Regions from separate parts of the Homo sapiens genome. Here region 2 is linked to region 1. Evidence: read pairs that join two places in POLR2A ChIA-PET (ENCODE). Cell type or tissue: GM12878. All regions are shown on one strand. Links, peaks and the distances in the headings refer to the core of each region. The heading gives the core; the rest is flanking DNA.

Evidence for each region. ChIA-PET counts read pairs that join two places held together with the same protein. Peaks named below come from ENCODE experiments on the same cell type or tissue, not always from the same donor. Only the 100,000 strongest peaks of a DNase experiment are listed, where the experiment ranks them.
Region 2: POLR2A ChIA-PET joins it to region 1 with 5 read pairs; 3 of 35 experiments call an interaction of 5 or more read pairs at or near these places.

What each region holds. Positions count from the first base shown.
Region 1 is chr7:103,018,082-103,034,363 of GRCh38, reverse strand. It overlaps FBXL13 (F-box and leucine rich repeat protein 13), which reads left to right. Exons shown (of 21, transcript NM_001394494.2): 4 at 4,946-5,013; 5 at 5,616-5,764; 6 at 6,806-6,915; 7 at 9,134-9,301. Among named protein-coding and RNA genes, the nearest start is that of FBXL13, 49 kb to the left of the region's middle. In GM12878, for the core only: no CTCF peak of the experiment used is centred there; a DNase peak (open chromatin) is centred at 8,786.
Region 2 is chr7:102,834,945-102,851,226 of GRCh38, reverse strand. The region is part of intron 18 of FBXL13 (F-box and leucine rich repeat protein 13); the gene reads left to right. It also overlaps a transcript of FAM185A not described here. Among named protein-coding and RNA genes, the nearest start is that of LRRC17, 70 kb to the left of the region's middle. In GM12878, for the core only: no CTCF peak of the experiment used is centred there; DNase peaks (open chromatin) are centred at 7,186 and 9,716.

The DNA.
Region 1 (16,282 bases), core at 4,121-12,120:
GCCATGCCTGAGCCTCCCCCACACCGTCCATGGGCTCCTGTGCCGCCCTAGCCTCCCCTACAAGCGCCGCCCCCCGCTCCACGGTGCGCAGTCCCATCGACCACCCAATGGCTGAGGAGTGTGGGCACACGGCACAGGACTGGCAGGCAGCTCCACCTGCAGCCCCAGTGCGAGATCCACTGGGTGAAGCCAGCTGGTCTCCTGAGTCTAGTGGGAACTTGGAGAACCTTTATGTCTAGCTAAGGGATTGTAAATACACCAATCAGCACTCTGTCTCTAGCTCAAGGTTTGTAAACACACCAATCAGCACCCTGTGTCTAGCTCAGGGTTTGTGAATGCACCAATCGACACTCTGTATCTAGCTACTCTGGTGGGGACTTGGAGAACCTTTGTGTCGACACTCTGTATCTAGCTAATCTGGTGGGGATGTGGAGAACCTTTGTGTCTAGCTCAGGGATTGTAAACACACCAATCAGCGCCCTGTCAAAACAGACCACTTGGCTCTACCGATCAGCAGGATGTGGGTGGGGCCAGATAAGAGAATAAAAGCAGGCTGCCCGAGCCAGCATTGGGAACCCGCTGGGGTCCCCTTCCACACTGTGGAAGCTTTGTTCTTTCATTCTTTGCAATAAATCTTGCTGCTGCTCACTCTTTGGGTCCACATTGCCTTTATGAGCTGTAACACTCACCGTGAAGGTCTGCAGCTTCACTCCTGAAGCCAACAAGACCACAAACCCACCAGGAGGAACGAACAACTCCAGACGCGCTGCCTTAAGAGCTATAACACTCATCGGGAAGGTCTGCAGCTTCATTCTTGAGCCAGCAAGACCACGAATCCACCAGAAGGAAGAAACTCCGAACACATCCGAACATCAGAAGGAACAAACTCCAGACACGCCGCCTTTAAGAACTGTAACACTCACCGCGAGGGTCCGCGGCTTCATTCTTGAAGTCAGTGAGACCAAGAACCCACCAATTCTGGACACAATGCCTTTCCTTCACTTTGTATTGCACAAATAGTGCTGTGTGCCTCATAGGAGCAGTTCTTTTGGATTCTGCCTGCAGTTTGTTCTTCCCTAAGACTCAGACCCCTGATTCAGGTGGCAGAGACAGATGACATGTGGCTCCCCACCCCATCCCCATTCTTGTCTTTCTTTCAGAGCATAGGAAAAGAAAAAAAAGAAAAACAAAAACAAAAAACAAACAAAAAAACCTTTCTTAGTCTCTTGTCTGTCAAAAATATTTAAATTGACTTTTAGAACTCTGTGTGTGTGAGTGTGTATGTGTGTGTGTATGGGGGGATGGAGAGAGAGAGACAGAGACAGACAGACAGAGAGAGAGAGTCTCACTCTGTTGCCCAGGCTGGAGTGCAGTGGCACAATCATAGCTTGCTCACTGCAGCCTCTATCTGAGCTCCAGTGATTCTCCCACCTCAACCTCCCAAGTTGCTGGTACTATGGGTGCATGCCACCACACCCCGCTAATTTTTTATTTTTAGCAGAGACAAGGTCTCACTATGTTGCCGAGGCTACTCTTTAAGTCGTGAGCTCGAGGGATCCTCCCACCTCAGCCATCCAACGTTTTGGGATTGCAAGTGTGAGCCACCATGCCTGGCTGACTTTTAGAATGTAATATTAGACAGGCCCAGGTAACAGAATCCATTAGATTTAGGCCAATGTTATCCCACCTCCACACCTCATACTCATTAAATGTTGAAAATATAGAAAAGGAGAAGGAAAAACTAAAACTTTTTTTCTGTAGCTATTGAAATCCTCGCATCAACTGAGTTTGCAATGCAAATATATGGTCCTTGTCTGGATTCTAGTTTGAACAAACCGTGTAAGACATTTGGAGGCCAATTCCAGAGAGTTGGCTATGGCATGGGTACAATGATATTAAGCAATTACTATTAAGTGTCTAAGGCAGGATAATGGAATTGTGGTTGCAAAGAAAAGGTACTCATTTTTTAAGAGATGGATATTATGAGATTTGGGGGATGAAATGTCATGATGTCTTAATTTATATACTTTAAAATAGAAAAAGCAAGTATGGCAGAATGTTGACAATGTTAAACATGGATTGTGGGTATTAGGTGTTTATTTTATTTCTCTGTAAGTTTGAAATTTTAAATCTTATTTTCCTCCAACCCTGGCAGAGGAATGAAATTTTTTTATAAGCTATTTTTTTAGGACTGGGTTGTAATCATGCTACATATAATATCTTTTCAAAAAGAAATCAGTTTTATATTTCACTTCTTTTTCTCTCCTAATCTATAAAAACATGTTTCCTTGAAACTAGTGTGTGTGCTATTGTATGCTGCTGGAACTCAGCTTAAAATTTGGGACTTAACATTCTTCTGTCCCCAGTGTACATGAGGAATAAGACATACTCTTAGTCATAATAGTGACTAATCACAGCAGTAATTCCTAGAGAGGGTAAGAGTGGAGGGCTAAGGAATCTTGGGAAGTGAGCCTGGGTAGTTTACAAGTTTTGCAGTTGATTCCAACTGGCTTCTTGTAGGCCACTGGCCTAAAAAAGTAGTGTTAAACCCTAACTTAATACTATGAAAAATCTTTTGCAACGAATTCATTATTTATTTACACATTCCCACTCTTTAACTTTAAAAATCATCTCTTATGGTAGAATTTTTTCTTTTATTTCCAGACTAGAAATTAACCTTTCAGTGTACCTGGACTCTTAGAAATCGTATTGTGATGCACTGTCCATTCCTCCCTCACTTTGTTTGTAACTACGGGTGTCTGGGGATAGCAGCACTAGTGGTGTGAGTGTTATGTGAGGGTACTCTGAGGCCATCTGTAGCCAGCACTAACTTGCTGTTTATCCACTGACTTGCCCACAAAGTTGTTACCAGAATCCTTTGCCCTCCATTTGTGGTAGTCAGATGGTGGAGAATTGGCTTGCATTTAAGCAGTTTTCTAATTCTGTTGATGGATCAATACATATATATTTGTTGAGCTCCTACTCTGTGCAAAACACTGCCAGCTGGAATTAAAAGGTGAGAGGAAGAATATTTTTCAGTCAGAAGCAGTTAAACAATATGCAGCGACTGTGAAGGGTGGGAAGCCATTGGCTGGAGTGTGGATGGTGGAAACATAAATGGAGGAAGTGAAGCCATGTGACTAAGTGGTCCAGACATGTGCCCAGTGATTGGATTGGCCAGAGATTCCTTGGAGCTGCAGTGAAGTCAACACATGCCCACCCCTAAGTGGGGAATGGGGCATTACTGGGCTGGAGTCCTCTTGCATATTAGTCCCTTGGAGATGCTCTCTTAAACTTGCTTTTCCCTGTGAAGAAAAGAATATATACCAATAATAATAATAATGAAAAATTGTGAGTTTGTTTCTTTCTCTCTTTCCTTCCTTTCCCCTCCCTCGCTCCCTCGCTCCCTCCCTCCCTTGCAAACTGGGAGAACAATAAATGTAAAGTTAAAATAAAAATTTATGAAGAGAAACTCTTAAAAAATGAATATTAGAACAACAAAAATTCTGGTGTATTATAAATCATGAATTAATGAGGATTTAAATTACTTCTTTCAATAATAGAATAGAAAATGCTTTTATGCTGTTTTAAAGAGTTGATCATCAGAAAAGAAAACTTGAGTTCAAATGGTATTTGCTGAATTTTAATAATTCTTTTCAAAATCATTATTACTATAATGTTTTGAACTACATTCATTTGGTCATATAATATACTCATATTTTTATGACATATCATTTACTGTAGTTATTTATTTAGGACTTTTCAGGTAATATCATCTAAAAAGAATTAAGCTCATGAAATTTAGGGACCTACAACAGTACTGAAAAATTGTAATGTTAGTGAAATTTGTCTGCCTTTGCCACCTCATCCCCTTCTTGGTTTTTATTCTGCCTGCTGTAATATCCTCAATACTCCTTTACTCATCTGGATTCCTTTCTTCTATAAAAATCTGAATTTAGTGAAGAATGACTTGAATCGTTTATGTTGTCCCTCACTGTAGGCATAATTTGCATTTAATCTCCATCAAAAGTGAGGATTTTCACATGTCGGGGGTCCTATGGGCCTTTCTTGTATGCCTAAAATAAATCTATGATGAACATGTGTATGCCATATCTGTTAATTTAACAAAGTATTTACAGCAATGTGCAAAGGAGAAAACATTTGCCTTAGAAAAGTAGAATTCAGAATTCCTGGCTGTTGGTATAGATTTGAACCAAACTTACCTATACACCAAATAGATGTGACCATATGTTTGTATATCTATATAGTAAGCAAAGGGGCAACAAAATAAGAGGAAAACACCATTAACACTTAACAGTAGCCATGTGCATATAATACTTATGTTAATATAATAATATCTTTACTTATTAAAGAATGCACAGAAGGTATAGATGATTTCAGTTAGCTGTTGCCACATGTTATTGTGAATAGTTGTAAGTGATAAATTTGCATCTCTTTAAGCATATTCCACAGTTTAGACTTTTCATTTATGTGGTTTTCCTATTCCTGCTTGGTAAATGAGGAATTCCTCTATGTTGAAAAGAGAATCTCAGTTTATATCCTTGAAAAAAATCATTCTGTTTGATTCAGAATGATTCAGAAAATCATTCTGTTTTAATAGTGAACAGCAGAACTGCAATTCTATACTATTATAAATATAGCTTATCATAACAATGCCATGATGCTTAACTCTTCAAACTAAGTGAGATATAATGGGAAAATATATTAAGCTGTTATTTTAACTTAAAAAAATAGCTTACAGACATACACAAAATTCCAAAACATAAATAGTATATAGTTCTTTCAGCCCATTCCTGTCTCCAACTGCCCAATTCCCTTCCCTCTTGGCATCCATTGCTCTCTTTTTCTTGAGTATCTTGCAGAGGTAGTCTGTGCATTCCATTTATTTCTAATATTTGTTATTTCAATTATTTATTTACTTTAGATGACTCCGGAATTGATGATAAAAGCCTGTAGCTTTTATACTGGACATTTAGTAAAGACTCATTTTTGGTAAGAATGTGATTTTTACAATTTCTTCCTCTTTGAGTTTTTATTCTTGATATTCTCCGTGCAAAGAAAAATTCACTTTTGGCCAGTTGTGCTGATTTTATCTGTTTAATCATGTTTCTACCATTTTGTATTATATATTTCTTTTATATTTAATCAGCTTTTACTTAGTTAAAATATGTATTTTACTTCTTTAAGGTATAATTATCTTTTCTTAAAAAATAAAACTTTAAAATTAAAATATAGTTAGTTTCACAGTCCACTTATCTGAAACCCTTGGAGCCAAATATGTTGTGGAATTTAGATTCCTTTTAAAAAAAGACATCATTAGGTGGTTCTTTTGGTAAATTGGAATTATGACAACATGATTTTATCCCATGATTTCTTTATTTTATCTAAAAAGAAATATGACTCATATAATCTCCATTTTTCTCTATAACTCTTAGGAATTCTTCAGGTCATACCCAAGTTGTAGAAGTTTCTTTCTATGCTGTGGTTTTTGAGGTCATAAAGGAGATATCATTCTTTGTTCTCCTTAATTTATTTAATGATATATTGCCCTAATATCAAAATATTATTTTTTAAAAAATGTCTTCTGCCTGCAGCACTTGGAGAGACATAGCTCGTACAAATGAAAATGTCGTCCTGGCTGAAAAAATGAACAGAGCAGTGACATGCTACAATTTCAGACTTCAAAAATCTGTATTTCATCACTGGCACTCTTATATGGAAGACCAGAAAGAAAAACTTAAAAGTAAATTCTTACATAGTAGCAATTACTTTTTGTATCCATTTATTGAAATAATAAAAAAACTAACAGTTAAGCATACTTTGGGTACTTAGAGAACCTATCATTTTTATGTCTAGACAATTGTCATGAAATGAAGGTAGAGCTGCTAATTTAAAAATACTTAAGGAGATTTGTCTCAAAGGATTTTATTTTAATAGAAAACATTTAAAATCAAATCTTGTGTGCATTTGTGTGTATGTATACATGAATATAAATAGAATCTACTATGAGCTTTTCTACATAATAGAGAGCTGGATGGGTTCCAAATAGTATGGACAGGTACCAAAATTGACTATTTTTGTAAAGAGGTTTATGCTTTTTACAAAGATTATATTTAATGTATATATGACGAAACTAAAAAATAAAAATTATCTTCTCTTAAGACCTTGGGGGTTATACTGAGTGGGTGGGAGGTACATTCATGTGATCCATGCTCACTCAGTATAACCTCCAAGAGCTCTTGTCTTCCAGTTAGATTTTTTTGCAACTCTCCTGATAACAACTTGTTTATGACTGTTGCAAACCAGAGAATCATTTCTTTTTGGCTGGCTTTGGTTGGTACCTCAGTTAGAGTGGACCCTCCGAAAATTTTAACATTAGTGTAACGAAGGGTTAGGAACTGGTTAATCACAGGACATAAAATTAAATTCAAAGGCATTGGATCTAAATGCTACCTTATGACTGTATTTCTTATGAAAAAGTTTAGAAGTTCTGGTTTTACAAAGAACAACCTTGTTTAAAAAAAGGAAATGATACATGTCTTGACATTTCTATTGCAGTTTTACATCTTAATTTCTAAGGGCAAAGGTGATGTTTCCCAGTTCGTAAAGTCTTGAGAGTACTAATGCTATCAAAAGTAATTAATTTCAAGTGTAAATAAGACCAAACAAAAACGATCAGATGCGACATTGTCTCATAAACATGATAGACTATTAAATCACTTTGTGTTTTTTGGAAACAGCTATAACTATTAATATATACAGTAATCTAGTAAATTTCCTTCAGATATTCTATTGCGGATACAACAGATCATCTATTGTCACAAGCTAACCATTATCCTAACAAAATGGCGGAATACAGCAAGACATAAGAGTAAAAAGAAAGAAGATGAGCTGGTATTGTATATTGAAACAATTTTTTAAGAATCCGAATGTTTCAGTTATATTCATGTTGCCTCAAATAGTAATGCCGTGTGTGGAAAATACTAAAATCCTGAATATTATCTACTTTTGATGGGATTCTTGTTTTTTTTTATTTTTATTTTTTTGGGACAGAGTTTTGCTCTTGTTGTCCAGGCTGGAGTGCAATGGTGTGATCTCGGCTCACTGCAACCTCTGCCTCCCAGGTTCAAGCATTTCTCCTGCCTCAGCCTCCTGAGTAGCTGGAATTACAGGTGTCTGCCACCACACCCAGCTAATTTTTTTGTAGTTTTAGTAGAGATGGGGTTTCACCATGTTGGCTAGGCTGGTCTTGAACTCGTGACCTCAGGTGATCTGCCCGCCTCGGCCTCCTAAAGTGCTGGGATTACAGGCGTGAGCCACCGTGTCTGGCCGGGATTCTTGTTCTTTAACTTAATAATTTAAAATTTACTTCAGCTATTAGTATATCATTACTTAATATTGGTTTAGTATGCTCAAAGTAACACTATGATCAGATGTAGAAACATGCTGGATTTTTTTTTCTGTAGTTACATTATTTAGTAGGAGATATTTTATTAATATTCTTTGAAATATAAAGTAAGGGTAGATAGGAAAGAGAATGTGGGGTGAAGTTAAATCCCCTTCTTTTGTGGTTGCCCCATGGATCAATGCCTCTACTCACCTAAATTTGGTTCAGATGTTGAGACTGACAATAGCACACACGCAGCAAAAGAGTATGAGGAGATTTATTACTTACATATGCCTAAAACAATGCTAGAGCCTGTGCTGAGCTTTAAGCATCTCAGAGATTACTTGAGATGCTCTCTAGAAGTTTATAATCTATAGGTTTTGAGCTGGTGGTCTTGCAGGCTGTCCTCTAGGCTTTGCCTTTTGCAAACTACCTTTTCAATGTTACCAGTGAAACAGCTCTACTTTGGGTACCTAATACTATGTTAGTCTGCTCATTCACTGCTTTCCACCAGTCTGTATGTTAAGCTAGTGTTTTGATAACTGCCCTCTATGCCTGATCACTGATTGTCTAATAGTGAAATAGGTAACTGTACATGACCAGTCCCCCCTTATACACCCCCTTCAGCTAAACATCCCTGAATATAAAAATTAGCCAGGCATGGTGGTGGGCCCCTGTAATCCCAGCTACTTGGGAGGCTGAGTCAGGAGAATCTCTTGAACCCTTGAGGTGGAGGATGCAGTGAGCCGAGATCACGCCACTGCACTCCAGCCTGGGCGACAAAAGCGAAACTCCTTCTCAAAAAACAAACAAACAAAAAAATCCCTGAGAGCAGGCAGTATTGTTCTCTTAGTATTGTCCATATGCTGAGCGTAATGTTTTGCACACAGTGGTTGATATATATTAATATATATAATTTATGCTATATGTACTATAATATCATCAAGATATATGTATATTATATATATTATATAGTTAATTGTGTGTTTAGAGAACTTTTTTTCTAGATATATGATTTATTGACCTAACAATCATTCTACATTCACTTAAATGGAGTGAGGATGGCAAGTGTATGCTGGGAGCAGAGGCAGGGAACACCTGTGTGTCAAGCGCTCCACATGTGTTCTGCCTCAGGCTCTAATATGTGTGTGTATATACACAGACACATACATACATACATACACACATACACATATATATATTACATCAATATATATTATGCCAATATTGTGTATATGTTTATGACTGAAATACTACCTTTATTTATTACACAGTTTTCAGAAGTGTATCAAAAGTTAAAATGGGGACTTCCTGTGACAATAAATTTGGCAATTTCCCAAATGCATTACTACTGACTTCCCTTTTTTGTTATCTGTATGTTAATCACCTTCACTCCATGCACCAATTACCAGTTTTATCATTGCCAGAGCCTTGACTTTGTGGTCCTCACTTCCTCATCTGTGAAAGAGGAGACTAGATCAGCGTTTCAAGATGGCTGCCTGTGCCAGTGTTTTATGACAACTAATGGAAATGATCTGTAATACTTCGGTGGTTTAGAGAACATTAAACATGCTTATGAAAAATTATAGTTTATGTAGTAATGATGACGATCATAAATAATGTTTAATTGGTCCTATTCTTGTGTCAAGCACTGTGCTTTGTGTCTGTCATCTCTCTTGACCGTTACAGCAATTCCATGGAATTTTAAAATTATTTTCATTGCAGATATTAAAACATGAACTTCAATTGAAAAAATGGAAAAATAGGTTAATACTCAAAAGAGCTGCTGCAGAAGAATCCAATTTTCCTGAACGAAGTTCTTCTGAAGTCTTTCTTGTAGATGAGACTCTAAAATGTGACATTTCACTGTTACCTGAAAGAGCAATATTACAGGTTTGTATGAATTCAGTATACATTATATACTATAATCTGCCAAGTGTGGTGGTGCATGCCTGTAATCCCAGCTGCTTGGGAGGCTGAGACAGGAGAATTGCTTGAACCCAGGAGGCAGAGGTTGCAGTGAGCCGAGATCACACCATTGCACTCCAGCCTGGGCGACAATAGCAAAACTCCATCTCAAAAAAAAAAAAAAAAAAAATATATATATATATATATATATATACACATATATATACATATATATGTATGTATACACTATAATCCTACTCTTGATGTATTGCATTCAGTTAGAATAAGGATATTTTTGCCCATTATTTCTTCCTTTACAAATTACCTGCTCCTATCTTGTCTGTTTTTACATTGTAATTCCTATAATTTTCTTACTGGTTTGTAGTAGCTCTTTATATTGGCAATATTAGCCCTTTGGAATATATTTGGAGATTTTTTTCCCCCACACTTGATGTTTGCTTTCAGTTTTGCTTGTGGAGTCTTCTGGTGACAGAATTTTTTTTTTTTTTTTTTTTTTTTGAGATGGAGTTTCGCTCTTGTTGCCCAGGCTGGAAGTGCATTGGTGCAATCTCAGCTCACTGCAACCTCCGCCTCCTGGGTTCAAGCGATTCTCCAGCCTCAGCCTCCAGGTAGCTGGGATTACAGGTGCCCACCACTACGCCCAGCTAATTTTTTGTATTTTTAGTAGAGATGGGGTTTCACCATATTGGCCAGGCTGGTCTTAAACTCCTGACCTCAGGTGATCCACCCACCTTGGCCTCCCAAAGTGCTGGGATTACAGGCATGAACCACCACACCCGGCTGATGACAGAAATTTTAAAGCTTTATGTAATAAAGTCTGTCATCCTTGCCCTAATTATTTCTCTCTCTCTCTCTCTCTCTCTCTCTCTCTCTCTCTCTCTCTCTCTCTCTTTTTAACTTTTATTTTAGGTTGAGGGAGTACATGTGAAGGTTTGTTATATGTAGGTAAATTGCGTGTCATAGGAATTTGGTGTATATTTTGTCACCCAGGTTATAAGCCTAGCATTCAATAGATACTTCTCCAATCCTCACCATCCTCCCACCTCCACCCTCAAGTAGATCCTGGTGTCTGTTCTTCCTTTCTTTGTGTCCATATGTACTCAGAAGTTTAGCTTCCACTTGTAAGTGAGAATGTGTAGTATTTGGTTTTCTGTCTCTGTGTTAGTTTGCCTAGGATAATGGTCTCCAACTCCGTCCATGTTGCTGCAAAGGACATGATCTCATTCTTTTTTATGGCTGCATAGTATTTCAATGTATATATATACCACATTTTAAAAAATCCAGTCTACTGTTGATGGGCATTTAGGTTGATTTCATATCTTTGCTATTGTGAATAGTGCTGTGATGTGCATATGCATGCATGTGTCTTTATGGTAGAATGATTTATATTCCTTTGGGCATATACCCAATAATGGGATTGTTGGGTTGAATGGCAATTCTGTTTTATGTTCTTTGAGAAATGGCCAAACTGCTTTCCACAATGGCTGAGCTAATTTACATTCCCACCAGCAGTGTGTAAGCATTTCCTTTTCTCTGTAACCTTGCCAGTATCTGTTATTTTCTGACTTTTTAATAATAGCCATTCTAACTGGTGTGAGATTTACATTTCTCTAATGATTAGTGATGTTGAGCATTTTTTCATATGCTCATTGGTTGCCTGTATGTCTTCTAAGAAGTGTTTGTTTGTCTGTTTTCACCACTCTTTTAATGGTATTTTTTTTTGTTTTGTTCTGTTTTGTTTTGTTTTGTTTGAGACGGAGTCTCATTCTGTCGCTCAGGCTGGAGTGCAGTGGCGCGATCTCAGCTCACTGCAGGCTCCACCTCCCGGTTTCACGGCATTCTCCTGCCTCAGCCTCCTGAGTAGCTGGGACCACAGGTGCCCGCCACCACGCCCGGCTAATTTTTTGTATTTTTAGTAGAGGCGGGGTTTCACCGTGTTAGCCAGGATGGTCTCGATCTCCTGACCTCGTGATCCACCCGCCTCGGCCTCCCAAAGTGCTGGGATTACAGGCATGAGCCACCGTGCCTGGCTAATGGTGGTGTTTTTTTCTTGTAAATTTGTTTAAGATCCTTATAGATTGTGGATATTAGACTTCTGTTGGATGTATAGTTCACAAATGTTTTATACCATTCTATAGGTTGTCTGTTTATTCTGTTGATAGTTTCTTTTGCTGCTAGAAGTTCTTTTGTTTAATTAGGCCCCATTTGTTAATTTTTGTTTTTGTTGCAATTGCTTTTGGCATCTTCATAATGAAATTTTTGCCAAGTTCTATGCCCAGAATGGTATTTCCTAGGTTATCTTCCAGGGTTGTTATAGTTTTAAGTTTTACATTTAAGTCTTGCATCTATATTGAGTTGATTTTTGTATATGGTGTAAGGAAGTGGTCCAGTTTCAATATTCCGCGTGTGGCTAGCCAGTTATCCCAGTATCATTTATTGAATGAAGAGTTCTTTCCCTGTTGCTTGTTTTTCTTGATTGTGTAGATGTGTGGCATTATTTCTGGGCTCTTTATTCTGTTCCATTAGTCTATATTTCTGGTTTTTTTTTTTATACTTTAAGTTCTAGGGTACATGTGCACAACGTGCAGGTTTGTTACATATGTATACATGTGCCATGTTGGTGTGCTGCACGCATTAACTCGTCATTTACATTAGGTATATCTCCTAATGCTATCCCTCACCCCTCCCCCCACCCCACTACAGGCCCTGGTGTGTGGTGTTCCCCATCCTGTGTCCATGTGTTCTCATTGTTCCATTCCCACCTATGAGTAAGAACATGCGGTGTTTGGTTTTCTGTCCTTGTGATAATTTGCTGAGAATGATGGTTTCCAGCTTCATCCATGTCCCTACAAAGGACATGAACTCATCATTTTTTATGGCTGCATAGTATTCCATGGTATATATGTGCCACATTTTCTTAATCCAGTCTATCATTGTTGGACATTTGGGTTGGTTCCAAGTCTTTGCTATTGTGACTAGTGCCGCAATAAACATACGTGTGCATGTGTCTTTATAGCAGCATGATTTATAATCCTTTGGGTATATACTCAGTAATGGGATGGCTGGGTCAAATGGTAATTCTAGTTCTAGATCCTTGAGGAATCACCACACTGACTTCCACAATCGTTGTACTAGTTTACAGTCCCACCAACGGTGTAAAAGTGTTACTATTTCTCCACATCCTCTCCAGCACTTGTGTCCTGACTTTTTAATGATCACCATTCTAACTGGTATGAGATGGTATCTCATGGTGGTTTTGATTTGCATTTCTCTGATGGCCAGGGATGATGAGCATTTTTTCATGTGTCTGTTGGCTGCATAAATGTCTTCTTTTGAGAAGTGTCTGTTCATATCCTTTGCCCATTTTTGATGGGGTTGTTTGATTTTTTCTTGCAAATTTGTTTAAGTTCTTTGTAGATTCTGGATATTAGCCCTTTGCCAGATCAGTAGATTGCAAAAATTTTCTCCCATTCTGTAGGTTGCCTGTTCACTCTGATGGTAGTTTTTTTTGCTGTGCAGAAACTCTTCAGTTTAATTAGATCCCATTTGTCAATTTTGGCTTTTGGTGTCATTGCTTTTAGTGTTTTAGACATGAAGTCCTTGCCCATGCCTATGTCCTGAATGGTATTGCCTAGGTTTTCTTCTAGGGTTTTTATGGTTTTAGGTCTAACATTTAAGTCTTTAATTCATCTTGAATTAATTTTTGTATAAGGTGTAAGGAAGGGATCCAGCTTCAGCTTTCTACATATGGCTAGCCAGTTTTTCCAGCACCATTTATTAAATAGGGAATCCTTTCCCCATTTCTTGTTTTTGTCAGGTTTGTCAAAGATCAGATGGTTGTAGATATGCGGCATTATTTCTGAGGGCTCTGTTCTGTTCCATTGGTCTATATCTCTGTTTTGGTACCAGTACCATGCTGTTTTGGTTACTGTAGCTTTGTAGTATAGTTTGAAGTCAGGTAGCATGATGCCTCCAGCTTTGTTCTTTTTGCTTAGGATTGTCTTGGCAATGTGGGCTCTTTTTTGGTTCCATACGAACTTTAAAGTAGTTTTTTCCAATCTGTGAAGAAAGTCAGTGGTAGCTTGATGGGGATAGCATTGAATCTATAAATTACCTTGGGTAGTATGGCCATTTTCACGATATTGATTCTTCCTATCCATGAGCATGGAATTGTTTTCCATTTGTTTGTGTTCTCTTTTATTGTGTTGAGCAGAGGTTTGTAGTTCTCCTCGAAGAGGTCCTTCACATTTCTTGTAAGTTGGATTCCTAGGTATTTTATTCTCTTTGAAGCAATTGTGAATGGAAGTTCACTCATGATTTGGCTCTCTGTTTGTCTATTATTTGTGTATAGGAATGCTTGTGTTTTTTGCACATTGATTTTGTATCCTGAGACTTTGCTGAAGTTGCTTATCAGCTTAAGGAGATTTTGGGCTGAGACGATGGGGTTTTCTAAATATACAATCATGTCATCTGGTCATCTGCAAACAGGGACAATTTGACTTCCTCTTTTCTTAATTGAATACCCTTTATTTCTTTCTCTTGCCTGATTGCCCTGGCCAGAACTTCCAACGCTATGTTGAATCGGAGTGGTGAGAGAGGACATCCTTGTCTTGTGCTAGTTTTCAAAGGGAATGCTTCCAGTTTTTGCTCATTCATTATGATATTGGCTGTGGGTTTGTCATAAATAGCTCTTATTATTTTTAGGTACGTCCCATCAATAACTAATTTATAGAGAATTTTTAGCACGAAGGGTTGTTGAATTTTGTCAAAGGCCTTTTCTGTATCTATTGAGATAATCATGTGGTTTTTGCCTTTGGTTCTGTTTATATGCTGGACTATGTTTATTGATTTGCATATGTTGAACCAGCCTTGCATCCCAGGGATGAAGCCCACTTGATCATGGTGGATAAGCTTTTTGATATGCTGCTGGATTCGGTTTGCCAGTATTTTATTGAGGATTTTTGCATGGATATTCATCAGGGATATTGATCTAAAGTTCTCTTTTTTTGTTGTGTCTCTGCCAGGCTTTCGTATCAGGATGATGCTGGCCTCATAAAATGAGTTAGGGGTTGTTCCCTCTTTTTCTGTTGATTGGAATAGTTTCAGAAGGAATGGTACCAGCTCCTCCTTGTACCTCTGGTAGAATTCGGCTGTGAATCTATCTGGTCCTGGCCTTTTCTTTGGTTGGTAGGCTTTTAATTATTGCCTCAGTTTCAGAGCCTGTTATTGGTCTATTCAGGGATTCAACATCTTCTGGTTTAGTCTTGGGAGGGTGTATGTGTCCAGGAATTTATCCATTTCTTCTAGATTTTCTAGTTTATTTGCATAGAGGTGTTTATAGTATTCTCTGATGGTAGTTTGTATTTCTGTGGGATCAGTGGTGATAACCCTTTTATCATTTTTTATTGTGTCTATTTGATTCTTCCCTCTTTTCTTCTTTATGAGTCTTGCTATCCGTCTGTCAATTTTGTTAGTCTTTTCAAAAAACCAGCTCCTGGATTCATTGATTTTTTGAAGGGATTTTTGTGTCTCTATCTCCTTCAGTTCTGCTCTGATCTTAGTTATTTCTTGCCTTCTGCTAGCTTTTGAATATGTTTGCTCTTGCTTTTCTAGTTCTTTTAATTGTGATGTTAGGGTGTCAATTTTAGATCTTTCCTGCTTTCTCTTGTGGGCATTTAGTGCTATAAATTTCCCTCTACTCACTGCTTTAAATGTGTCCCAGACATTCCGGTATGTTGTCTCTTTGTTCTCATTGGTTTCAAAGAACATCTTTGTTTCTGCCTTCATTTCATTATGTACCCAGTAGTCATTCAGAAGCAGGTTATTCAGTTTCCATGTAGTTGAGCGGTTTTGAGTGAGTTTCTTAATCCTGAGTTCTAGTTTGATTGCACTGTGGTCTGAGAGACAGTTTGTTATAATTTCTGTTCTTTTACATTTCCTGAGGAGTGCTTTACTTCCAACTATGTGATCAATTTTGGAATAAGTGCTATGTGGTGCTGCGAAGAATGTATATTCTGTTGATTTGGGGTGGAGAGTTCTGTAGATGTGTATTAGGTCTGCTTGGTGCAGAGCTGAGTTCAATTCCTGGATATCCTTGTTAACTTTCTGTCTCGATCTGTCTAATGTTGACAGTGGGGTGTTAAAGTCTCCCATTATTATTGTGTGGGAGTCTAAGTCTCTTTGTAGGTCTCTAAGGACTTGCTTTATGAATCTGGGTGCTCCTGTATTGGATGCATACATATTTAGTATAGTTATCTCTTCTTGTTGAATTGATCCCTTGACCATTATGTAATGGCCTTCTTTGTCTCTTTTGATCTTCGTTGGTTTAAAGTCTGTTTTATCAGAGACTAGGATTGCAACCCTTGCTTGTTTTTTTGTTTTCCATTTGCTTGGTAGATCTTCCTCCATCCCTTTATTTTGAGCCTATGTGTGCCTCTGCATGTGAAATTGGTTTCCTGAATACAGCACACTGATGGGTCTTGAGTCTTTATCCAATTTGCCAGTCTGTGTCTTTTAATTGGAGCATTTAGCCCATTTACATTTAAGGTTAATATGTTATGTGTGAATTTGATCCTGTCATTATGATGTTAGCTGGTTATTTTGCTCATTAGTTGATGCAGTTTCTTTCTAACATCGATGGTTTTTCCAATTTGGCATGTTTTTGCAGTGGCTGGTACCGGTTGTTCCTTTCCGTGTTTAGTGCTTCCTTCAGGAGCTCTTGTAAGGCAGGCCTAGTGGTGACAAAATCTCTCAGTATTTGCTTGTCTGTAAAGGATTTTATTTCTCCTTCACTTATGAAGCTTAGTTTGGCTGGATATGAAATTCTGGGTTGAAAATTCTTTTCTTTAAGAATTTTGAATATTGGCCCCCACTCTCTTCTGGCTTGTAGAATTTCTGCCAAGAGATCCGCTGTTATTCTGATGGGATTCCCTTTGTGGGTAACCT
Region 2 (16,282 bases), core at 5,606-13,605, 180 kb after region 1:
ATTCTCTAGACCTCTAGCATTGAATTCTAAACTTCTGGAGCTGAAAGAATCTTAGAAACATCTAAAGCAACTCCCTAATGTTAAGGTAGTAAGAATAAAAAATTACCTCAAAGGCCAAGAGCGCTTAAATGACTGGCCCAAAGTCTTATACCTTCTCAGCAAACTAATTCAGTAACAGTTTTATGAAAATGAAAGGTAGAAACGGAGAACTGCTGTTCTGAATGGTTGTTTGACAGCTTAGTGAGAGAAAAACGTTTTCAAATTATTTTTGCTGTTTCTCACTGGGTCTGCTGTTGCTCACTGGGAACAATGTAATCATACTTAAGGGAATCTGCTTTAAGGAGCATTAGTGTCACATAATGTCAATTTCCCCCAATTTTAGACCAGGGATACTAATGTTCTAAGAAGTCCCTAAGAAATCTGCCTGGTAGTATATTTAATAGTGTAGAGTTAAATAAATGAACACAAAACAAATATCCCAGAGAGGACTAGAAACTTCCATATTGGAAATATTGTAACTCTTTAATAACAAAAAGGGTTACAAATCATTTAGATGTATGTAACCTACTAAGACAAAAAGTTGAAAGATTCCTCTAAAGTTAAGCCATGATTTACCTGCTGCAATTAACTTAAGGGTTAAACATGCATTTATACAAAGTTTTATCTATGAATATGATATAGTCAGGCTTTCAAAAGATCTTTGACAAGGTGATAGACTAGACAAAACAGTTTAAAATATTAACATTTTTAATACTGGGTTATATTTCTCATATGGTGATCAGTTATATTTGAACAATAACTAGAAATCATTTAGAAGTATTGAAACCTACCATGGTGATGACATAGCCTCTTAATGTACATTATTGATTAATTTTTAGATGCTCCTCTCATCCTTGGGATGAAGGAGTATTGGCCAAAGTTTGATGTTAAGTATCAGGAGACCAGTGTTTTCTGTCATTCTTTTTTGATTCTGTGGGGTCCAGACATTTTTCTTTTCACTCTTTGGAGCCTAAAAATTGTACTATTTTTAGGTGCTCTGAGATTGTAGATGAAAGCATTTACCCATTTGGTAACTATATGACCATACAGCTGAGTTCTGGCATATCTTTAAAACAATTTAATCTTTTACAAACTGACATGTATTTATTTTCAGTAATCTAAAAGATTAGTTGTTCTACTCAAATTCATGAACAATAAATTTTTCTTTTTTTTTTCTAAAAAAACAAAACAAAACAGGATACATGTGCAGAACATGCAGGTTTGTTTCATAGGTATGCGTGTGTCATGGTGGTTTGCTGCACCTATTGACCTGTACTCTGAGTTCCCTCCCCTCACCCTCAACCCTGAAATTTTTCTTTTTCATCATTTCTCATCCTTCTTTTTCTCCTCCCTGCTTTTGGTACGTGTGTGTCTGTGTTGTGGCTTTTAACCAGTTTTACCTCTTCCAAGATTCATACTTCTGGGCATGTGGTAATCTTTCCCCTTGCCTCCTCCAGCCCAATTATTAAGTCCCAAAAGGGAACAGACAAAGCCGGGGGAGGAGAAAGTGACTTACAAACTAATTTCACAATTCCTTACCTGGATTTAAAAAGAGAAGGAAAGAGAATAAAATAAAGTGAGTAAATTGAGATGTTTAGATTATCTGCACTTTATAAAGAATGCTCTCTCGTTACTTAGATAAGGTAACTATAGGAGAGATTCTGTTTTTAGCACAAGACATTGAAAACTTACACACTACATAATTCGCTTAATGAGAAAAATGAATAAATTTTTTACCCTGGTTAGGTTTTGCAAGAGTTGTGAACATAATAAGAATAAAAAATTACCTCATTTTAGTGTTTAGTGGAAACCACAGCACACGCAGAGTCAGTGTCTGGAGCCTCAGATGTATTGACTTTTAGGATCTGGCTTTAATTACTTTCTCCAACGTTAGTTCTTTTCTGAGAACAACAGACATTCAATGATTATGTTACACTAAAATTATTTGGTGCTCTTGAAAGGCATTTTGGAGAAGATGTTTGATGCAGCTGTAACTGAGCATTTCTTAAGAAATCGTTTTCTTGAGGATTTTATGAGGTCAGTTAAATAACAGACGGCAAAGTATGGCAAAGAAATGGGCTTAAATGCAGTGTTACAGTTCAGACGTATTAGAAGTTCCATCTTAATAAGTTGTTTTGATAGAACCAATGGAATAAATCCAATTATTTACTCTGGTTGTTTTTTTTTGAGATGGAGTTTCGCTCTTGTTGCCCAAGCTGGAGTGCAATGGCACGATCTCGACTCACTGCAACCTCCGCATCCTGGGTTCAAGTGATTCCCCTGCCTCAGCCTCCCGAGTAGCTGGGATTACAGGCATGCACCATCATGCCTGGCTAATTTTTTGTATTTTTAGTAGAAATGCGACTTCACCATGTTGGCCAGACTGGTCTCGAACTCCTGACCTCACCTCAGGTGATGCACCTGCCTTGGCCTCCCAAACTGCTGGAATTATGGGTGTGAGGCGCCGTGCCTGGCCTCTGGTTGCTTTTTATACTCTTAATCTGGTTTGCATTTCTGATTCCTCTTTCCTAGAATGAAGCATAATATAAATACATTTATATAATATCCGTACACACGAATGTGTATTTTTTTTTTTTTTTTTTTTTTTTTTTTTTTTTTTTTTTTTTTTTTTGAGACGGAGTCTCGCTCTGTCGCCCAGGCTGGAGTGCAGTGGCGCAATCTCGGCTCACTGCAAGCTCCGCCTCTTGGGTTCACGCCATTCTCCTGCCTCAGCCTCCCGAGTAGCTGGGACTACAGGCGCCCGCCACTACGCCCGGCTAATTTTTTGTATTTTTAGTAGAGACGGGGTTTCACCGTGTTAGCCAGGATGGTCTCGATCTCCTGACCTCGTGATCCGCCCGCCTCGGCCTCCCAAAGTGCTGGGATTACAGGCGTGAGCCACCGCGCCCGGCCTCGAATGTGTATTTTTTATGCAGATTATCTCTAAATGAAAATCTTGCAGCTAGACAAAAATTTCTAATTATTTCAGTGTTAGCAGGTTGAGGTAGTTGATTAAGAAATGTCATTAGCAGCCAGGTGCTAATGTCATTAGCAGGAGAAAATCAGGTTTCATTAGGATGCACCAGAAGGACTGGCAGGTGTGTATGCAGTGAAAGTGTGCATATATGTGTGTTTACATGCAAATATATGTAAAGGTACATCTATGTCTAGTATATGTAGGTAAATTAAATATATGTATACACCTTGGTATATATTAGATCATATACATATGTCAATGTGTATATGTATTTATTACACCCAAATTGTGTATAGAGAGATGCTATGTGATTATACATTTCTAGGCTAAAACCAATAGATGATGGTCAGTATTTAAAGCAGATAATAAAAATTGGTTTGTTGGTTGGGTGCAGTAGTTCACACCTATAATCTTAGCACTTTGGGAGGCCGAGGTGGGTGGGTTACCTGAGGCCAGGAGTTTGAGACCAGCCTGCCCAACATGGTGAAACCCTGTCTCTACTAAAAATACAAAAAAATTAGCCAGGCATAGTGGCGCACACCTCTAGTCCCAGCTACTCCGGAGGCTGAGACAGGAGAATCACTGGAACCCAGGAGGCAGAGGTTGCAGTGAGCCGAGATCACACCACTGCACTCCAGCCTGGGCGACAGAAAGAGACTCCATGTCAAAAAAAAGAAAAGAAAGAAAAAAAAATTGAGTGTTAAAGAATTACCTTTTTGTCTATGTTTTATTTTAAAAATTAATCATCCATTTAAATGACAAAGCTCTTTTTCCTGTGGAAGTGTGTGGATTAGCTCTCTGATAGCAAAAGTAATAATATAATTTAGGGAATGTGGGACTAGCTGTCAAGAGTCCTAATTTTTATTCCAATTCTGCCTCTTACATGGCCACATTTTCTTAAGCAATTCACTTGGCCCACAACAATTCATTCCCCTACAGTGACTACAATTGTGAAGCAGACAGGAGCTTGCACCCTAGAGCAGGGGTAGGCTTTTTTTTTTTTCCTGTAAAGTTTTGAAGGGTCAGGTAGTTTCTGTTTTAGGCTTTGCAGGCCATACAGTCTCTGTCGCAACTTCCCAACTTTGCCATTGAGCATAGAAACAGCCATAGACAATATGTAAATAAATGAGAGTTGCTGTATTCCAATAAAACTTTATTTATGGACACTGAAAATTTGAATTTCATATCATTTTCACATAATCATGAAATATTATTCTTCTGTTGCTTTTTTTTCAACCATTCAAAATATATAAACACCATTCTTAGAGTGTAGGCCATACAGAAGAACTACAGGTTAGCTGGGCAGGCAGACAGCCACCGTCAGTGAGCATTGAGCCTGTGGCTGTCATAAGCAAATGCTGTTTGTGCTCTCTACCCTGCAGCCTGGTGGGCTGGCTGTGCTTGCATAGGTGGCCTGTGGCTGTCCCAAAGTTCAGGCACTTTGGTCATGTCCATTAAGCTTCCTTAGTACAACACTGGGGTATTATTTGCAATTAGCAAGTTGGAAAGAGCTTAGATGATTAATTAGGCTACTCCATACCTTCAAGTAAGATCATGCTCAAACCATCTCATTTCAGATTTTTTTTTTTTTTTTTGAGACTGAGTCTTGCTCTGTTGCCCAGGCTTGTATGCAGTGGCACGATCTTGGCTCACTGCAACCTCCTTCCGGGCTCAGACAATTCTCCCACCTCAGCCTTCCAAGTAGCTGGGATTACAGGCATGTGCCATCATCCTCAGCTCATTTTTGTATTTTTAGTAGAGATGGTGTTTCACCATGTTGGCTGAGGCTGGTCTTGAACCCCTGACCTCAGGTGATCTGCCTGCCTCAGCCTCCAAAGTGCCAGTATTATAGGCATCAGCCACCATGCCCAGCCTCAGATTAATTAATTTTGTGAAAATGTGACCATCTTGCTCAGTGATTGAACACAAAACATTTTGGATTAGACTTTCCATGTAGAGGACATGGATAATCTGTTTGTTTTTTGAAAACAGAAATCATTATAATTTTTTTTTAAATGATGAGGCTAGGTTTAGTGGGTTAGGCAGATATATAAGCAGAAAAATTCAATACTATGTGGTGGTTGTCAGCTAATATCAATTTAGCCCTTACTACATGTCAGGCACTGTTGTATTTTCCATGTATTAATTTCCTACTTTATGAGGTAGGCAATACTTTTAATTCCATTTTACAAACTGGAGGTTCCAAGAGGTTAAAAACTTCTCCCAAGTCATGAAACAGGTAAGTACATGAGCTAGTGTATAAAATGTCTAATTCCAAAAGGATGCTTTTAGTCATAATGCTGTGATAAAGGTATGTAGGAGGCTATGGGAGGATTCAGGCGAGGTACCTAATCCAGCATGGGAATGCCAGGGAAGTTTATCTGTCAGAAAAATCACTTTAACAAGGAAAGTGGAAGTTACATTGAAGAGCAGAAGGGGAAAAGGAGAGTGAAGGTAGGAATCTAAGAGGTTTTTGTTATAGTCCAGGGGTGACAGGATAGCAACCTGAACAAGGGAAGTAACAGGGAGGCTGGGGAGAAGGAAATGGATTAGAGAACATGAACATTTAGATAGCAAAATCCATGAAATTGTTGATAGTTCAGATGAGGGATGAGTGTGAAGATGTGGTTAAAGACGATGTCCATGCATCTGACTTGGCTGCCAGGAATGTTGGTGGTGTCCCCGCTTTCAAGCCCTATGAACTACCAAGATCTATTCAGTATTTTGGCACTTACTGTTGTCAAAATTTCTCTTCTTGTGAGTATGTGATTTATAGGAAATATATATATCTTGGTCTTTATCCACAGTCCTGGCACAGAGCTCCTTAAAGGGCTTGTAACTTTCTGAGCAATAGGGGTAATAGGTATCTTTTGTTCTAATATTTGGTCTTTGACCATGGTTCCTGATGCAGAACTCCTAATTCCTTGGAGTTTCCTGGGTGTATCTTCTGTTCTAATGAGGTGACTCTTGGTGAGTTCTTGGTTGGGGGCTGGTCATGAGAAAGGCCAGGCCACGATTAGAATCTTGGAACTTTCTGCTCCATTCCCCATCCTTTGGGAAGGGGAGAGGGGCTGGAGATTGAGCTAATAATTGATGGTGTCTATATGACGAAGCCCCCATAAAAATCCCTGAACTACAGGGTTTAGAGTACTTCCAGGTTGGCGAACACATCCATATGTCAGGAGAGGGGTGCACTCCAACTCTGTGGGGACAGAAGTTCCTGCACTCAGGACCTCTACACCTAGCCCTATGTACCTTTTCATCTGGCTGTTCATTGGTATCCTTTATTATATAATAAGCTGGTAAACATGTTTCCCTGAATTATTTGAGTTGTCCTAGCAAATTATCAAGCCCAAGGAGGTAGTTATGGGAACACTAATATATAGCTGGTTCATCAGAAGTCCAAGTGACAACCTGGGACTTGCGATTGGCATCTGAAATCTACTGGGATTGGGCTCTTAACCTGTGGGGTCTGTGCTAACTCCAGTTAATGTCAGAGTTGAATTAAATTGTAGAACATCCAGTTGGTGTCACAGAATTGGTCAGTGTATAGAAAAACCCACACATCTGGTATCAGAAGTGAAGTGTTCTGGAAGTATTGAGAGTGGTGTGACTATAGAGAAAAAAACAGTTTTTTTAATATGGCATGATTTTGTCTGTGTTTCCTCTAAGCTCTCTTCACCTCTCCACTCTTACGACAGTCTTTTAGGCATTCTCTCTCCCACTCTATCTTTAGGTTTGTGGCAGCCGCAGGCAGGCTAAGGGAGCTCTGTTTGAATTTGTTTTTACTCTACCTACAAGTAATTTGAAGGATGTATTGTTCTCTTAGTTCTAGTAATGATGAATGTATGGGTCCTGTGCAGTTTTATTTCTTTTCTCTTTATATTTTCTGGTTTGGAGGGGAGGCGAAGATTCAGACTTCGATAATCGTCATTGTTCTCCAAACCCAAACATAGCTCCCTCTTATTTTTATTAACTATAAAAGATAATTAATAAATGACTCTGAAGTTAATTATAAAAAAGTATCTCTAACAGAGACAGTTCATCTGCTTTTTAAAGCCCTGAAACCAGAATGCAGTGGGTAGTATTTATAATTACACAAAAGAAGGAAGTCTGTGGTAGTGGTTCAGCCTCATCTGCTCTCTTGTGTTTTCTGCCTGGTTTGTGGCTTATATTCTTCACAAGCTGGTTTACTAATATCTTGCAGATGACACCACTGATGAATTTTAAGGGTGTAACCTAGGTCAGCACCCTGTTGTCTGATGATCACTTAGGTATCTGACTTCGGCTTATGGAGTATAAACGGCAGTAGAGATATTAGAACCTCCACTTCTCTCATTGTCCTCTTCAGGCCCCGTCTTTTTTGAGACCCTCAATCTTGCTCTAGCTGCTTCACATTGGATTTTTAAATTTTTATTATTTTATTTTTTTTATTAAGACGGAGTCTCGCTCTGTCGCCCAGGCTGGAGTGCAGTGGCGCGATCTTGGCTCATTGCAACCTCCGCCGCCTGGGTTCAAGCGATTCTCCTGTCTCAACCTCTGGAGTAGCTGGGATTACAGGTGCCCACGACCATGTCTGGCTAATTTTTTGTATTTTTCGTAGAGACGGGGTTTCGCCACGTTGGCCAGGCTGGTCTCAAACTCCTGACCTCAAGTGATCCACTCACCTTGGCCTCCTGAAGTGCTAGGATTACAGACGTGAGCCACCGTACCCAGCCTTTCTTTAAAAGCTGTGGCAGGTTTTTTTGTTTTTTGTTTTTGTTTTTGTTTTTGAGATGGAGTTTTGCTCTTTTTGCCCAGTCTGGAGTGGTGCGATGTTGGCTCACTGCAACCTCTGCCTCCTGGGTTCAAGTGATTCTCCTGCTTCAGCTTCTCAAGTAACTGGGATTACAGGCATGCGCCACCACGCCCAGGTAATTTTGTATTTTTAGTAGAGACGGGGTTTCAGCATGTTGGTCAGACTGGTCTTGAACTCCTGACCTCAGGTGATCCGCCTGTCTCAGCCTCCCAAAGTGTTGGGGTTACAGGTGTGAGCCACCATGCCCGGCCTACCACTTGAAATAACATACTCCTTCTCTCCCTTAATCTTCATAACCTTTTATGATACATTCTCTTAGATTATAAACTTTCGATTTTAAAAATTTGCCCTTTGGTAACATTTATCTTGATTTACAAATAGAAAAGGAGGTAGAGGAGGAGGGATTCGGCATAAGGGACTGGGAAGGGCGGCAGCCATGTGGCACAATCATAAGCTACTTCATAGTTGGGAGAACAACAGAGCAACAGTCATTGCTGTTCATTTGACTTTTGGTCTGACCCAGGAATGTTCAGTAAGTTGAGTGGCTCCAGGCATAGTCTAAGTAGAAACTGAGGGTTCAGAGTTCTGAGTCTTGTACTCTGGACTATCTGTGCTATGGAACTGAAACCCCTAGAATTTGTAAGGAACATCTACAAGGATACTCAGGTCAGAAAGGCCCAGGAGTACCTACCTCATTCAGCAACAGTCCAGTCAAAATCTTCCTCCCCGACAATGGCCTATGACCAGCCTGTTCTACACATTCCTCTCTGGAGTGTAAGAAGGGTTGAGTTCATGTGCTCTAACAGCAAGAACTGGATTATTCTCCAGTGACTCTCTTCTGATCTTAAATACTTAGTTTGAATCACTAAACTTTCTAACTAGTTATAAATGTTGTTTGTGCAAGATTCTCATCAATCATTCTCATCAGTTGATAGACTCCACCCCCTGGTGCTCAACCAAAGTTGATTTTGGTAGCCTTTGACACATACTGACTTGTAATGCCAAAGATGGATTAGATGTGTTGGCTCCATGTAGCAACATTTTTTTTTAAAGAACTCAACATTGATTTCTATTTGTTTTCCAAGATTAAGTCATTCAGTAATTATCAAAGCATGAGATTTCAGTAACTCCACCTCTTCTCTAGGGTTACAAGTTGTGTTTATGGTTCGCAACAGAAGCAACGGAGGACTCCTTTCCAAAATGACTTTAATCATTGGCCTTTGTTGCAGCAGAAGCTCTGAAATCTCTTGTATGGGGAGGTGGAACGTCCGGACATTTGGATCTTTTGTCTCTTGACCATATTGCTTGGCAAAGTCTCTCTTCTCATCCAATACTCCAGGTTATGATTAGGAAATAATTGACTAAACTGTCTATGATGGAGATTCCAGAGGGTCTCTGGTTTAGAAGTGTTTTACAGGGTATTGGGAGAGGAAACTAAGGAATTCCTCTGGTAGAATGAAGGGTAGTGGGGATATCTGGTAGCTTGTGGAGAAAGCAACCCCCTACAAAACCTGGAATAATTAAGAGTTTTACTATGGAAATCTGTGCTGCTTGGCTATCCATGCCAAGGATAGTTTCCTAAACTTTATAATAGAACAACATACTCCTGGAGACCCAAGACACCTGGAATCAACTGGGAGTCACAGATAAACTCTTGCCAAGATACCCAGGCATTATTCTTTCTTCAAAGCCTGTGAGCAAAAGAAATAAACAGTATTCTCTGTGGCTCCTGACACTAGTGTGTTTCTAATTGTGGAGGCAGTTCAAAAGAATTAGAAATTTGCTAGACTTCAAAGGATGTGGGATTTGACAGTTTGTCAGTTTCCCATTGTCTGTAAGGTTCCAAGGGATACTGGAGTCATGGGTACTGTGTTTTCTTGGCCGAAAAACAGCTGAAGCTGAGAACACCCCACACCAGTCCTGGCTTCTTGCCCACTCCCATTGGGGAAGAACCACTCTCAGACAACTGAAGCACTGCTGAACTTGCTAAATGAATGTGCACATCTGTTCTTTTCATATTGAGCATCCACAGAACAGAACTAAAAGAGAATGTGTTAAAAGGAAGATAATCCGTAGGAGCCCTCTCCCACTCTTTAAGCTGCCCCTGGAACATTAGTTTATCCTTTGTAAGATGAAACTTGCCAAAAGTTAAAAAAAAAAAAACTGTCAGATTGTCTGAAGGCAAAAATTTAAAAAAAGGGAAAATAAACATCAGAATGTTTGCTTCTTTTGTTTTTTAAACCTATGTTTAGGTTTTTGATATGTTTTTGATCCCTCTTCTATGTGACACACCTAGGCTTTGCTCATTGTGCCTTGCCTGACATAAACCAAGGGCCTGTGGCATGTCTCACAGGAGCTATGATTTCTCCATGTTATAATTTGTAATAACCCTCCCTATCAATTCCAGTTAAATTTTGTTCATTATATTTCCTCATCCTAAAGCCCTCATCACATACATCATAGATAGGATCGTTCCAGGATCTCTCTGGTTCACAGACAAAAGCCAGGGTCCATGTCTTCCAAGTGCTTTTGGAATACACATTTTCTTTTAATCTTCTAATAGGCCTATGAGATAGGTAGACAGTTATTTTCTTTCTCCTCTTATATATGAAGAAACTTGAGGTAACATGACTTGTTCCTGGTCACATAGATACAATTTCAGATTCCAGGCTCTCTTTTTTTCCACTAGACTGGTAGCCTCCCTTGATTAGATCACCTCTTATTCTATTATGTCCGCAAATGGGAGGTGAAAGCAGTACTGATAATAGTTCGTGAACTCTTTATTTCTTAGAGATCCTTAAATGGAAGAGGTCATAGGATGCTGTGACTGTCCTTACAGTAAACATTATGAGTTGTCATTTTCTTGGGAAAGACTAAGAACAAAAAGTGAGGTGGCTGGCTGTGCAAATAGACACCCATCAACTCTTTCTGGCTGATTATTTTAGCTTAAGGAATTCCCCCGCCTTTCTTGCCCCACAGAGGACCCTGGACTAGTGCCAGGTAATTGGGCCACTAGGCACCACTTTTTGAAATAAACTTAGAGAAATGTAAAAAGTGTGGGTTATGCCACAGGCAACAAGAAAAATATCTGATTGCCATTTGGGTAATTCAATCCTGGTTCATTTTTATTTTGGAGAGAAAATCTAAAACCTGAAGCTGTTCTAAAATTTTTCTCAATAAATTCTAGTTACCAAGTACAATTCAAAGACATTTTGTTTTGGTCTTTTCCTGGTCATCTTTCCTTTTGGTTTTCCCAATATACATTCTCTTTCACTGCTTACCCTTTCTGTTCTTTAATTTCTTCCAATTTTCCTTCTTTTTATGCATCTGTCAAATTTTATATGTTAAAGATAATTCCTTTATTTTTACAAAATGTTCTGGATCTGTGCAGCCAGTAAGCCATCAAGATTTACTGGCAACCAAAGGTGTGCTGTTGGGTAGGTGTCTCTAGAGAAAGCATGTACTCCAGCAAATGAACAACACAATTTTTTTGGTGTGACAAGAAAATATTGAAAGTTCTAGAAATGTCAGATTTATTTTTTATCTCATACATTCTATTTTATATGTTTAAATATATAATATATATTTGAATAGTTTATGCCTATATAATTTACAAAGTACATTAATATACATTTACTGAAAGTGTATGCTCAAAATATTTTTACTATGCCAGGCACAGTGGCTCACATGTGTAATCCCAGCACTTTGGGAGGCTGAGGCAGGCGGATCCCTGAGGTCAGGAGTTCAAGACCAGCTGCCAACATGGTGAAACCCTGTCTCTACTTAAAAATACAAAAATTAGCTGGGCGTGGTGGCAGACACCTGTAATCCCAGCTAGAGGCTGAGGAACGAGAATCTCTTGAACCCAGGAGGTGGAGGTTGCAATGAGCCAAGATCATGCCACTGTGAAGGGGGCCAGCCCCTCCACACCTGTGGGTATTTCTCGTCAGGTGGGACGAGAGACTGAGAAAAGAAATAAGACACAGAGACAAAGTATAGAGAAAGAACAGTGGGCCCAGGGGACTGGCGCTCAGCATACCAAGGACCTGCACCAGCACCGGTCTCTGAGTTCCCTCATTATTTATTGATTACCATTTTCACTATCTCAGCAAGAGGAATGCGGTAGGAGAGCAGGGTGATGGTGGGGAGAAGGTCAGCAAGAAAATGTGAGCAAAGGAATCTGTGTCACAATTAAGTTCAAGGGTAGGTACTATGCCTGGATGTGCACGTAAGCCAGATTTTTGCTTCTCTCCACCCATACATCTCAGTGGAGTAAAGAATAACAAAGCAGCATTGCTGCCAACATGTCTCGTCTCCCGCCATAGGGCGGTTTTTCTCCTATCTCAGAATTGAACAAATATACAATCAGGTTTTATACCAAGACATGCCGTTTCCAGGGGCAGGCAGGAGACAGAGGCCTTCCTCTTATCTCAACTGCAAGAGGCCTTCCTCTTTTACTATCCTCCTCAGCACAGACCCTTCACGGGTGTCGGGCTGGGGGACCATCCCACGAGGTCTTTGCCATCCCACGAGGCCATATTTCAGACTATCACATGGGGAGAAACCTTGGACAATACCCAGCTTTCCAGGGCAGAGGTCCCTATGGCTTTCTGCAGTGCATTGTGCCCCTGGTTTATCGAGACTGCAGAATGGCGATGACTTTTACCCAGCATACTGCCTGTAAACATTTTGTTAACAAGGCACATCCTGCACAACCCTAGATCCGTTAAACCTTGATCCCATACAACACATGTTTCTGTGAGCTCAAGGTTGGGGCTAAAGTTACAGATTAATAGCATCTCAGGGCAAAGCAATTGTTCAGGGTACAGGTCAAAATGAAGTTTCTTATGTCTTCCCTTTCTACATAGACACAGTAACAGTCTGATCTCTCTTTTCCCTACACCACTGCACTCCAGCCTGGGTGACAGAGTGACACTCTGTCTCAAAAAAAAAATTTTTTTTTTACTATGGTGTTCATGATTTAAAAAGTTTGGCAATCAGAGCCACAGAGAAGCAGTGCATACAAATAATAATACTAGCTACTATCTACTGACTGCTAACTATGTGCAAGGTACTGTTCAACTGCTTTATTCATATTAACTCATTTAATCTCCCCAACAACTCTATGAAGTAGGTGCTACTCCTCATATTAAGCTACTCCTGTGTTATTCCCACACCACTGATGAGAATATTGAGGGGTAAGAGAGGTTGAGTAACTTATCCAGAGACACAAAACATCTCATGGAAGGATTTGAACTCAAGCCAGTGGGCCCCCAGACTGTGCTCTTAACCAACCCTGTATGCTGCCTCTGGCAGTTACTGAACCGAGTGAGAAGAAGGACTGGGCTTAGTATTCTGAGGGCCATATATGGAAGCTCATTCTCCTCACTCCTGTGCTGAGAAGCATTCTTCATTCATTTTGGATACTCTCTCATCTTGAACTAATTCTGTATGCCAGATGTTGGCAAAGATAAATTAGACATGGATTCTACCCTCAAGAAGTTACAGTCAATGCAGAAGATAAGACACTTACATGAATAACTATAATACAAGTAGAAAGTGAGAAAGTTGCCTGGGCGTAGTGGCTCATGCCTATAATCCCAACGTTTTGGGAAGCCAAGGAGGAAGGATCACTTGATGCCAGGAGTTCGAGATCAGCCTGGGCAACATAGTGAGACCCTGTCTCTATAAAAATTAAAAAATGAGCCAGGCATGGTAGCATGCACATATGTGGAAGGCTGAGGTAGAAGGATCATTCAAGCCCAGGAATTTGAGGCTACAGTGAGCTATGATCATGCTGCTATGCTCCAGCCTGGGCAACAGAGCAGGACCCTGTCAAAAAGAAAGAAAAGCTTATAAGAATTTGAAAGCGCATCTCTTCCACAGAGAAGAATTGGGGAAGACTGTAGAATAAACCACATTTGAGCTGGTTTGAAGCCAAAGTTTATCCCTCACATCACCATCTAATTTTATAACAAATTTCATCATGAAAGTGTCTTTGGAAATATTTGTTTTGGTCCTTGGCCTTATCCCCCTTTCCCTTTCAGAGTTCTCTCCATGTTTTAAAACAGGGAGCTTCTCTGAGGCTGGGCCTTTGCTAAGCCTTGCTCAGCCTGGTTTCCCTGGCAGGGAAGGTGGGAATGCAAGAGTGGCATCTCCAGGAGGGGCACCTTCAGGCTCTGCAGAGTTTAGTTGTGGTGCCAGGCCATGACCAGTCCCACTTGCTCTGATGCCCAGTGGGAACAAGGCCATTGTTGGTGGAGTGTAGCTCTCCATCTCATGGGATATGCGAAGTAGATATCTTGGGATATGCCCAAGAAACTGAAGTTTTTGTATTTAGTTGATATCTTAAAATTGTGGAAGTTGCATTTTAGCCTTTGGGGCAGCCAAAAATGTCTTCATTATAGAAAATGGTTCTTGACAGCACATATTTTCCAGAATTACCAACAGGGAAAAACTCCCCAACTTTGCAGTAGAATTAATTGGGACCTAATGAGGCAAATAGTCAAGAGATGGTGTTATGAGTATGCAACACGAAGTGAGCTTTTCTAAGGCTAGAAGCTGCCACCTGTCAAAGTGGTTTAATTCAGGATTTTGGCAGAAGCACATTATTGTGACAGTCAATAAATGTGAGTGAAATTCAGTCTCCTCTACGTACCCTATTTAGGAATGTAGTCATTAAGTGCCTACACTGTGACTCAGCTCAGAAGACACAAGAAGGAATGATCTAACTCGCTAAGAGATATGGAAGTTTTCTTCCAGATTGCCAACACACAGCAAAATTGGCTGATACATGGGAAAGGAGCCAAACTTGATAATGTTTGCATTTTTATCTCTGTCTTTACTGTAAAAGATTTTGACTTGGAAGAAATTTAGTGTTGCATTTTCCAAGGAAAGAAAATCAGCAGCATCGATAGAAGTATGATTCTGCAGCATTGGAGCCAGAAGTGTATATTGTAATCTTATCTGTAGGGGGGAAATGGAATTTCATGAGTGATTATGTTGAAACATGCTTGCAGATTTAAGTACTTAATATGACTTATATGTGTTTAAAGGAAAACACGAATTCTAAGAGAGGAAAAGTTCTGACTTTAGTTCGCCAATCTGCCACTGATTTAGCATAAAGCCTTAGACCAATTTTTGTGCCTCAGATTTTCCATGGATGAGAATGGTACCATGAATGTATCATAGACCTTGTAATCATTTTTAAGTTAGTTTTAAATTTAAAACCTCTGAGAACATTTGTCTTTAAAGAATATTAGAGCTTTTAAAAAGGCATAAGGCAGATTTGATTCGAGCAGTCCAAGACATTGGCAGATGCTACTGAAGAGGGTTTTCAGACACGAAGAGCCTTGAATCTCCCTCTAAAGCTTGTTTCATCCTTCAATAAATTATTCTTATAGTTTAAATATTCTTTCTTGCTTTAATTTTTCTCTGGTTCCTCTAACTCTGTCCATTCTCTCTAACAATGTTAATGTCTCTAACAAGGGAAAAACAATGTCGGGGCCGGGCGCGGTGGCTCACGCCTGTAATCCCAGCACTTTGGGAGGCCGAGGCGGGCGGATCACGAGGTCAGGAGATCGAGACCATCCCGGCTAAAACGGTGAAACCCCGTCTCTACTAAAAATACAAAAAATTAGCCGGGCGTAGTGGCGGGCGCCTGTAGTCCCAGCTACTTGGGAGGCTGAGGCAGGAGAATGGCGTGAACCCGGGAGGCGGAGCTTGCAGTGAGCCGAGATTGCGCCACTGCACTCCAGCCTGGGCGACAGAGCGAGACTCCGTCTCAAAAAAAAAAAAAAAAAAAAAAAACAATGTCACCTTACTTCTTGCAACATAAAAATTCTTGTATTATTAAAAGAGACTTCTTAATTTTCTTGAAGACATAAAGGATCAGTGAACCAACTAGTATGTACTGAGCACTTACTGTGTTCTAATATGATGTTTGGGAAAGGGATATGAAAGCTAGCAGATTTCCAGGCAGTACAAGGGGCTTATTGCATTTTTATTGAATCTCCAAACTGAGATTCCAGGCCACTGATTCCAATAATTCAAAGGTAGATTCCTTTCTGTACCTCCTTGGGTGTGCCCCACTATGCTTGATTATCTCCAGTGACAGGTCCCAAGCTATCTCCTGACAAGCTGCCCCTTCTAATTTTTGCCATCACGTAGTTGCCAGACAAGACAGACTTTCATGCAGTACAGGAATGAGTCAAATACCCTAAGTGCTGAATCAGTTGAAAAAGACAAGTTCTGCATGAGATCAAAGAATGAATCACTGTTGGCTGTTGTGGTCAGGAAAAGATGATGACTTAGGGTTAAATAACCAATATCTTTCAGTTTTTCTCAAAGTACAATACATTTGTGCATCTTTATTATTATTGGTGTCATGTGCAAATCCTGATAGTAGTTAACATTTATTCTTTTTAATGGCTTAAAATTTTTAACTGACAAATAAAAATTGTATATAT